3 separate regions of the Homo sapiens genome follow, and regions 1 and 3 are each linked to region 2. The links are chromatin contacts, found by Hi-C or POLR2A ChIA-PET in ENCODE. All regions are on one chromosome and are shown on one strand. The core of a region is the stretch at or near the end of the contact, and the rest is flanking DNA. Distances in the headings are between cores, read along the strand shown. Region 1 has its middle 18 kb from the start of ERICH6. Region 2 holds the start of TSC22D2 (TSC22 domain family member 2). Region 3 has its middle 24 kb from the start of SIAH2.

Region 1 (3,211 bases), core at 671-3,170, 310 kb before region 2:
ACCCAGTCAGGTGCAACTGTCTCTCTTACCCTTCTATGAGGAAACTCCAATAAATAAATTGTTTTAATGTTTAGATCTCTGTGTCCATCTTTAAGATAAAAAAAAAAAAGGCGAAGCTTAGGAACCTTTAAGGAAGAAACCAGTCAAGGTGGCTCATGCCTGTAATCCTAGCACTTTGGGAAACCAAGGCAGGAGGATTGCTTGAGTCCAGAAATTTGAGACCAGCCTAGGCAGCATAGCATAGACCCTGGAAAGAAAAGAAAAGAGAAAGAAAAAAGAGAAGAGAAAAGAAAAGAAAAGGAAGCAGGGGGAGAGAGAGAGAGAAAGAGAAAGAAGATAGGAAGGAAGGAAGGAAGAAAGGAAGGAAGGAAAGAAGGAAGGAGAGAAGGAAAGAAAGAAAGAAAGAAAGAAAGAAAGAAAGAAAGAAAGAAAGAAAGAAAGAAAGAAAGAAAGAAAGAGAAAGAAAGAAAAAGAAAGAAAGACAAACCAGTCAAGAGGGCCCTCCTTGTTCAATCCATAAGGAGTCTTCAGATGATAGGGAAGTTCCATTCTAATTTCCAAAAAGACTTAGAGGAATTATTCTCTGATTTGCCACTATTCAGAACAGTCTGGGAAGCATTTCCCTATCTCCTCCTGACTCTGGTGGCACACCTATATGAAAATCTGCCATGGTTGCTGTCTTTGTCCTTTTGTGGTAAATTAGATTTTCTTGAACAGTCAAAGATCAAAGGCAAGATGAGAGATTAAGATTTATTTTCTTATATGAGTCATAGCCTGGATCACCAAACAGAGTTCACCAAATGTTTTGAGCAGCGATGACATGACTGAGACAAGATTATGGAGTTCTGGTGTGACGTTTAATTAAAACTCTTCATCTGATCAAGGGCACTGTCACTGTTGGTGACAATGTAAATTACCCATCACCCAGAAATTCTGCCTCTGGGAATTTATCCTAAGACACTAATAAAGAATGTGGGCTTACACTTAGCTACACGAATATTCACCAGACTGCTCTTTAAAAAAAGCAAAAATTGAGAAACAGCTTAAATTCCCAAAAGAAAGGGATTAGTTTTAAAAAAAAAAAAAAGATAGATGTAGGGCTGGGCATGGTGGCTCACACCTGTAATCCCAGAACTTTGGGATTCCAAGGCAGGTGGATCACTTGAGCTCAGGAGTTCAAGACCAGCCTGGGCAACATGGCAAAACCCTGTCTGTACCAAAAATACAAAAAATTAGCTGGGCATGGTAGTGCACGCTTGTGGTACCAGCTACTCAGGAGGCTGAGGTGGGAGGATGAGGCCAAGGTTGCAGCGAGTCAGATCACGCCACTGCACTCCAACCTGGGTGACAGAGTATAGACACCATCTCAAAAAAAATTTTTAAAAGATAGGTGTTCCATGCTGCCATAAATGTAAACACTATATATATGTACACACACACATATATTTATATATTATACTCTGACATAAGGTTAAAAGAATCTGTAGTATTCCCCAGGTTAATATTGGATGGATGGGATTATGAATATTTTAGATGTTCTTTTTGCATGATTTTCACATTATGAGCATGAACTTTTATAATCCAGAAAAATAATGAAAAATATTCACTGGTTAGGGGTGCAGTTTAGAGTCCCATTGCTCAGGCATAAAGTGAGCATAAATTTCCCTCTTTTTCTGTCTGCAGCTCATGAAGCAGTTTAGTCCAACAGACATTATCCAGCTTCTCTAGGGCATGCCCAGCACTGCAAACTGCTGGGGATGCAAAGGTGAAGATGGGGTACGTTTCCTGCCCCTGAGGGACTCAGGCCGAGTGAGCCCATATACACCTCAACAGAAATGCACTGGACATCTCAGGGAAGCCTAGAATTTGAAGCACTCCTGGGCCTCCCAGAGACTAGATATTACATTAAAGTGCGTTGTAAGGCAGCACTATACTAATGTAGGCTTCCAAATGCCTCCCATCGGAGGAACCGGCTCACGGGAGAAGCTAAGTGCTCTCAGGAGAGCTGGGGTGTGGAGTGAACAGCACGTGAGGAAATGGTTATGTGACATCTTTATGGCAGGCACATACAGGCAGGATTTTTTAAAATGCCGCAGCTATCCTTCCAGTAGGAATACTCATCCGATAGAGTAATAATACTTCCCTCCTATAGGAGAATACTACAAGACACTATATTAAAGGAAGACATTTCACTTTCCTTTGATACTAGACATCTTCTATCTTCTTGTCTGAATTTCAAGTGTGCTGATGCCGATTTTCTTCATTGCAATTGCATGCTTCCCTCTAGTGTTCGTCTATATTATTACACCCTGTTGTAATAGGTTGAAGATGGAGGGGAGGGAGGTCTGGGGGAAAGTAAATGTATAGGGCATGGGATAGAACTGTCGAAAGCATGCAAACAATAGCCACTTAAATGGTGAAACATAATCAATGGTCCAATTTTTTCTGTAACAATAAAAAATGTTCTTGTTTTGGGTCGGAATAACGACAGCTAATATTTATTTATCATGTGCCAGGCACAATGCTAAGAGCATTGCAGGTATTAAATCATTTAATCCAATAGAAGAAATAAGACGTAGTGTTTCATAGATCACTAGGGTGATTATAGTTTAGAATAACCTATTGTATATTTCAAAATAGCTAAGAGAATAATACAAATGTTTCCAGCAAAAAGGAAGGACAAGTATTTAAGGTGGTGGCTGTCCCAATTACACTGATTTGTTCTTAACAAGTTATATAAATATATTAAATTATCATATGTACCCCCAAAACACATATATCTATTATGTATCAATAAAAAATAAAATTCAAAAAAATTTCATCCAACAATCCAAAGAGGGAAGAACTATTAGCTGCTCTGCGCATGTGCAGTGCTTCAATGTCACATCAAAACAAAGCAAAATCAGGGAAGAGAGTGGTTAACGGGCTACAGAGCAACATGCCTAAGTTTTGTTGTGACTTCTGCAATACATACCTCACCCACGACTCTCCATCTGTGAGAACCTACCATTGCAGTGGAAGGAAACACAAAGAGAATGTGAAAGACTACTACCAGAAATGGATAGAAGAGCAGGCTCGGAGCCTGGCTGACAGAACAAAGACTGCATCTCAACAAGGAAGAACACCTCCTACTCTGTTCTCTGTTCCTCCTCCTGCAGGAGCGATGATCCAACCTCCCCCCAGTCTCTTCCTGTTCCTCACCAGGTATGAT
Region 2 (3,423 bases), core at 830-3,329:
CGGCTGCGGAGGCAGGGACATAGCCGGCTGCGCCAGGGTTACATTCGTCGGCGGCAGAGTCTGTCCCCCGGGCCCCGCTCCCTGGGGCTGGCTGGGCTGCGCGGCTGCCATCATTGGCTGCGGCCCGGTCGCGGCTCCCGGGAACGGCGGCAGCGGAGCCGAGCTTTGAGCCACAGCCCCACCTACGGGTGGCGGCGGCGGCTGTGGCTGCCCAACGCTAAAACTCTGCGGCTGGGCCGGAGTGGGCTGGCTCATTTTCTCCGACGGGGGTAGCTGTGACACAGCAGTCAAGGAGCTGTCAGTTCCCGACTCGGGCCCGTGCGCCCCCTGCATGGAGGCCACTACTACCACCACCGACCCTCCGGTGGCGCCCAGGCCGCTGTCCCGCTCCGCAGTCTGGTCAAAAGTACTGCTGTGTCTAATGCAATCCCCGGATCTAGTCAGGACGCTGCTGTCTGAATCCCTCTCATAGTATTCCATACACGTCCATCGGCCGCGTCTATAGGGCTCTCCGCTCCCGTGGTCCAGCTTGATCACGCGAAAACGGGAACTACATGTGGTGGGAGGCTGAGATGGGGCTGCAGTCACTGGCCCGGCGGATGAGCCCGCGAGCTGGGGGCCGCCGGGTGCTCCGGGGGCGGGGGCCGAAGTGGCAGCCGCCGCCAGGGTACTGGCGAGCGCCCCAGACACGCTCCGGGCCGAAACGACTCCTCCTCCGTTGGCGGGAGCAGCAGCCGCCGCTGCCAGCTGCCCATCTAGGAGGAGGTTTGGGGAGACGGTCCCGGGAGTCTCCGCATCCCCAACATTGTTAAGCGTCTCTTCGGAAGAGCTGCGCTCGCAGACCTCCTCAGGGCCATAATCCGTGGCCCGAGAGACGTCGAAAATCTCGGAGGAGACGTCCTCTGTGCGTGACTCGTCCGGGTCGTCCAAGCTCTCGGTGTCCTCGGTGATGCTAGTGGCCACCTGGGCCGTGGTGACACTGGTGATCTGGAAGCAGCTCTTCTTCTTGGCCGGCATCTTGGACATGGTGAAGAAGGCTGGAGGGCAGAGAGGCACGCCGGCTCCTCTGGGTCCTGTCGGAAACCGGGGAGGGCAGAGCACGGGCCCCCAAAGACAAAGTCCGAGTCTGCGCTGGGGTCTGAGGCCCGCCGCTGTTAAGAGTCACGGGCTGATCCAGGCGCTGGCCGCCCGGTGAGACATCCTCCTCCTCGTTTCCTTCTCTGTGTCGGTCTCTTCGGCTCTGCCCCCGTCTCAGTCCCGCGGCGGCTCCTCCTTCCTTTTTAGCTCTCGCAGCCGCGGCGCCTCAATTCAATTCCCTCAGAGGCGGCGAGAGCGCGAACCCAGGGGCGGGCCGGCTGCTTCCTCTCTCGTCTCCGGGCAGCCGTGGTCAGTCCAGCTCGGCGCTCGGCGCGGTCAGCAGGCCTTGGCTGGGGGTGGGAGTGGGAGGGCGAAGAGGAGGAGGAGGAGGCGGTGGCGGCGGCGTGAGGGGCGGTGCTGCCCCGCTCGGGCTCCTCAGGCCGGTGCCGGCGTCAGCGCTGGGCTCTCTGACTGAGGGAAGGAGCGGCGAGTCCGGAGTCGGAGATGCCTAATTCAGCCGGGAGCCGCGGGCCGGAGCTGGCTGAAGGTCCGCGGGCGGGCGGTGGGGCTGTGGCGCGGGCAGGCGGCCCTCCCTCCCCGGCTCTAGCCGGAGCTCAGCCCCAGGGACATGTCGACTGCCTCAGGCGGAAACCCGCTCTGGGGGAGGGGAAAGCCGGCTCGGTCCTCCCCTTACAGGGGGAACCACCCCTGCGGGCGGGCGGCGACGGCGGTCTCGGCCTCCCCTCGCGGCTTCTCTCAGAGAGGGGCGGCGGCGGCAGACCGCTGGCACGGGACCGGAGGCGCCCCGGCTGTGTGAGGTAGCGGTGGTGGCTTCTCCGGCTCCTCCTCGGTGCGCCCAATTCCTAAACCCCGAAGAAACTGAAATTCAAACTGCTGAAGCGGCGGCTGCAGCTCCCTCCGCTGGGCCAAGATGGGGCTGAAATGGCCGCGCCAGGGATGCTGGGAGGAGCAGCAGCCCCGCTGCCGCCGCCGCTGCCGACTAAAATGCCGCCGCTGCCGCAGCCACCGCCAGCGCCGCAGCCGCCGCCGTTCCGTGACGCACCGGCGTCGTGACGTCACCGCTCCGCCCCCTCCGGTTTCCTGCAGTTTCGCGTGGAACCTGGGGTGGGGGGCAATGGGCGGGGCTAAAGGTTAAAAAAGGGAGCGGTTTCTTTATTTAAAATTTTTAAAATTTAAATTTTGTGTTGTAGGTTCTTTAAGCATTGACGAGCTAAAGACCATTTTAAATTCTAAGCCTAGGGAAGCTTACAATGGAACTAATCAGATGTTTTTATGTCGGTTTGTTCCGAGACAGTGGAAGACTGGAGGTCATGTGCTTGTGTCTAATGTTTAGCAAAATCTTAGTGAAACGAGGGCGATAGGAATGGGGGCTGGGGAAGACTTAGATGGGATAAAAAGAGGTGCGGCTGGAAGAACTAAATCACTTTAAAACTTCTGAAAATAAATGTTGACCATTGTAGTCAGAGGAGTAAAATGTTCAGAGAAATGGGGATGATTAAACAAGAACGGCAAGCCAGATTGAGTCAGAAAATTATCTTCCTGCCAGAAATTCTGTCTCCCACAACGGCATCAGGGGGTGGTTACTTGCCCAGGGTGTAGTCAGTTTTTAAAAAGCTTAAGGGTTACCAACATATTCCTAAATTTCCTGAATTTGCTGTGATTCCAGGATTCATTTAAACTCTTGAGACTGTTTTACTTTCGGCACGAAATCAGCTCATGGGCTTTATAAATGTAGAACCTACTGCATTATAGTTCTTCTTTTTGTTTATTCTAAAACTGTTAGTAGCAGCCAGCGTATTATATGATTTGGATTGGGCCATGAACAACCGTAACGAGTGATAAAGCACCCTTTCCTGTTCCAATGCAAAGAACAACTATGAAAAGAAAGTACTGGCAAATTTATCATCTTGTAGTTAGTTCCTGGCCAAAGAAAATGGTAAGGCCATTCTTTTAAGCAGTTAAAAAAAAATGGGGATGGGCTCTTAAACTTTGGCATGCTAAGGCCATTCTTTTAAGCAGTTTAAAAAAATGGGGATGGGCTCCTAAACTTTGACATACTAAAGCAGTCGTCATTTAGGTAAAATCTAAGTCTTAATGGAAATCGTGATTTCATATCTACTGCAGCGTTAGCAATCACATAATGATAACTTAAATCAGTAAATCGTTGAACTCGGTTCTCTAATCTTTGAAGAATAGAAATACTTTTTATCCCAAAAGATGTTTTGAGAATTAAATTTGCAGAGAATTTTTTAGGTCTTTAGTTGTAATTTATAGAGCTAGGTCTTTTAACTTTAGTGGAAACCATGCCCTCCAAACCCAAGTGAC
Region 3 (3,423 bases), core at 633-3,132, 380 kb before region 2:
GTTCAACATAAACTTGTCTTTGACACCAAGGCATTGCCAAACCAGGAATGATGGCAAAGCTAATAGTGACTTCCTGAAGCACTTGGTTGAGAAGCATTCCGAGGCTGATCAGGGCTCAGCAGAAAAAGAGATGGAGTAGCAATGTGCGTTGGGTGCATACGAATATAAAGGAGCAATATCTCAGGTGAGAGCCCTGATATTGTCCCCAATTGGAATTGATACCTGGGCTCAAAGGTGCCCGGAGCTCTTTGATCTGGGTAGGAGGAAAGACTCATTCCCCATCCCTGCCATCACCTCCTCCTGAGACCACACAGGACCAGGGGTGTCCTCCTCTCTCTTCCCCAGACCTCCCATTCTTTGACTCTGTTTCATTTTATCCAGAATTCATCTGAATAAAAACGTTATTGAAAACGGAGAGAATACAGAAATTTTCTACACCCTAAATCCACTAGGAATGGACAGACAGGGCTGGTAAGGGAGAAATTAAATGACATTTGAAAATCTACAGACAAGAGAAATTGTAGGCAAAATGACAGACATAAAATCTCTGGCTCTCTTCAGAGAATTAGCATTCAAATCACAAAAGACAAAACAAAACAAACAAAAAGCTCTCAGTGCCAAAGCTTAGAATGCCTGCATTTCAGCTCCATCCAGGAATGGTGCACATTTTCTCTCCCAAAATGTGAGTTGGCCAGGCACTTCTCCGCCGCCTCACGCCTCCCCGTGACTGCGCTTCCTTTATCAGGACGTCGCCTGACCCCTAGTGGTGGCACCGCCTGCAGCTGCACCAGATAAGCTTGTCAAAATTCTAATTTGCTGACAGGTAGCAGCATTTCCTTAGAAAAACTAATGTTTGTACATTACCACAGTAGAAAATGGGTCTCTGACTTTAAGAAGATCTTCAGAAAGGTAAACTGCAGAGAAATTAACAGAGATGCCTAAACACCAAAGAACACAGCAATCTTTGTCATATGACAGCAATACATGACATTTTTCCTGGATCAGTAACAGCCTCGATCTCCCAGGCTCAAATGATCCTCCTGCCTCTGCCTCCTGAGTAGCTGAGACTACAGGTGTGCGCCTCCACCACAAACAGCTAATTTTTTTATTTTTTATCTTTTTTGTACAGACAGAGGTCTCCCTATGTTGCCCAGGCTGGTCTTGAACTCCTGGGCTCAAGCAATCCTCCTGACTCAGCCTCCCAAAGTGCTGGGATTACAGATATGAACCACTGCACCCAGCCAGGCCTATCTTTAAAAATGAGTAAAAATCCTCTGGTCCTGCTCAAATTTTTCTTTTTTATTATTTTTTTTTTTAAAAAAAAAAGGAGTAAAGAATTGCATCCAAGATAAGGAAGTCTCCACGTGTCTACACATTCATCCAAACCCACCTTGCTCAAGACTTCATGAAGTAGAAAAGCCTAGAAACTAGACATTCACAGTCCTATAAAATTCATGTGCCTTAAACTGATGCCATGAAAATTAGTTCTAAATGATGGCCAAAGGCAATAGGGAAAAAATGCATTTGTGAAATATTTTAGTTTATTTCATGAAGCATTAAGTAATGTATGAAAAGAAGTTGAAACTGAGACAAATGATCTTAAATGAGCCACAATCTTGGTCTATCCAGAATTTGCCTGCAAACCCCACCCTGCCCTTGTCAGAATGACTCAGACTTGGGTTGACTGAGCTTCCAAGGTGAAAGTCTCAGAAGCCACAGTTGAAGGAATCTAGGGTTGGCAAGGTTTCCCAGGTCCCCCTCCCACATGCCCCAAACTGGTCTCAGGTCCAGTTTGCTCTCAAAAGTAGGGTAACTCCTACTTTTTTTCTTTGAGATGGAATCTCTGTCTGTTGCCAGGCTGGAATGCAATGGCATGATCTTGGCTCACTGCAACCTCCCCCTCTCAGGTTTAAGCAATTCTCCTGCCTCAGCCTCCTGAGTAGCTGGGATTACAGATGCATGCCACTGCGCCCAACTAGTTTTTCTAGTTTTAGTAGAGATGGGGTTTCACCATGTTGGCCAGGATGGTCTCAATCTCTTGACCTCGTGATCTGCCTGCCTCGGCCTCCCAAAGTGCTGGGATTACAGGTATGAGCCACTGCGCCCGGCTGACCCCTACTTTTAAAAAGGGCAAAAGATCTGAACAGACACCTCACCAAAGAAAGTATACAGATGACAAATAAATACAGTGGTCCCACCTCAACTACGGAACATATGTTCCAAGACCCCCAGTGGATATCTGAAGCCACGGATAGTATGGAACCCTATTATACTATGTTTTTTCTATCTAATAATCAACATAGCTCCAAAGTGACTAATGGGCGGGTGGTATATACGATGTGAAGACACTGGACGAAGGGATGATTCACATCTTGGGTGGGACAGAGCAGGACAGAATGAGATTTTGTCACACTACTCAGGACAACACGCAATTTAAAACTTATGAATTGTTTATTTCTGGAATTTTTCACTTAATATTTTCAGACTTTGGTCAACTATGGGTAACTGAGGCTGCAGAAAGTGAAACTGTGGATAAGGGGGAAACTACTGCTTATGAAAAGATGTTCCACATCATTTGCCATTAGGGAACTGCAACGTAATAAATAAAAGTTGTATTGGTCAACTTTATTGGACAATCAATATTCATGAGCCTATACTGATATAAATAAATGATTGAATAAATAAATAAATTTGGAAGAATAGACAAATCTCCCATGCAGAATAAATTCCAAATAATTTATTACATAGATGCTTCTCGTTAGAGAAGTAGAGCACAGCTTCCCACTCCTTAAGTGTGGGCTGTAACATAGTGACTTCCTTTCAAAGTGTAGAGTGTAAAAAAGGCAGGGGGCAGTGAAGGGGAGAGTAATATTAGGCGGGGCACAGTGGCTGACGACTGTAATCCCAACACTTTGGGAGGCCGAGGTGGGTAGATAGCTTGAGCTCAGGAGTTTAAGACCAGCCCGGGCAACACAGAGAAACCTTGTCTCTACCAAAAATACAAAAATTAGCCAGGCTTGGTGGCGTATGCCTGTGGTCCCGGCTACTCGGGAGGCTGAGAGAGGAGGATTGCTGGAGCCCGGGAAGTCAAGGCTGCAGTGAGTCAAGATCATGCCACTGGACTCTAGCCTGAGTGACAGACTGATACCCTGTCTCAAAAAAAAAAAAAAAAAAAAAAGTAACGTTACAATGGAGAAACCTAACAAACATTAATCAGCCATGTGATCAAGGCTAACATTAGCAATGATAAGCATGGTGATACCTTACTCTGTGGTCTTCCTCTCCAAAACCAATAACCCCAGTCTAATCATGAGAAAAACATCAGACAAATTCCAACTGAGGGACATTCTGCAAAATACCTGACCAGTTCTACTCAAAACTGTCAGGGTCATCAAAAACAAGGAAGGTCTAAGACACTGTCAT

The links. Hi-C counts contacts between places; a loop is a spot of excess contacts on that map. ChIA-PET counts read pairs that join two places held with the same protein, here RNA polymerase II (POLR2A). Pooled maps may share reads with other maps.
Region 1: a loop to region 2 is called in a pooled map, with 2.7 times the contacts of the local background. The contact joins the enhancer-like site here to the promoter of TSC22D2 in region 2. A Hi-C loop is called at or near these places in 1 of 168 maps with a recorded cell type or tissue (HepG2) and 7 of 50 pooled maps. POLR2A ChIA-PET finds 5 or more read pairs at or near these places in 2 of 52 experiments (activated CD4-positive, alpha-beta T cell and activated CD8-positive, alpha-beta T cell).
Region 3: a pooled map shows a loop between it and region 2 (8-fold over the local background). The contact joins the enhancer-like site here to the promoter of TSC22D2 in region 2. A Hi-C loop is called at or near these places in 7 of 50 pooled maps. POLR2A ChIA-PET finds 5 or more read pairs at or near these places in 2 of 52 experiments (activated CD8-positive, alpha-beta memory T cell and activated T-cell).

The regions. Positions count from the first base shown.
Region 1 is chr3:150,720,560-150,723,770 of GRCh38, reverse strand. It overlaps the pseudogene SNRPCP3. Among named protein-coding and RNA genes, the nearest start is that of ERICH6, 18 kb to the right of the region's middle. Within about 2 kb of position 1,920, at least 2 of the 41 ENCODE cell types and tissues checked have a DNase peak (open chromatin) inside an H3K27ac peak, as active enhancers do.
Region 2 is chr3:150,406,954-150,410,376 of GRCh38, reverse strand. It overlaps TSC22D2 (TSC22 domain family member 2), which reads right to left and starts at 2,079. Exons shown (of 3, transcript NM_001303264.2): 1 at 1-2,079. The coding sequence starts at 1,026. RefSeq lists enhancers at 1-262, 969-1,018 and silencers at 9-288, 549-718, 1,389-1,988.
Region 3 is chr3:150,785,295-150,788,717 of GRCh38, reverse strand. No RefSeq gene overlaps it. Among named protein-coding and RNA genes, the nearest start is that of SIAH2, 24 kb to the right of the region's middle. RefSeq lists a silencer at 655-714. Within about 2 kb of position 1,882, at least 2 of the 41 ENCODE cell types and tissues checked have a DNase peak (open chromatin) inside an H3K27ac peak, as active enhancers do.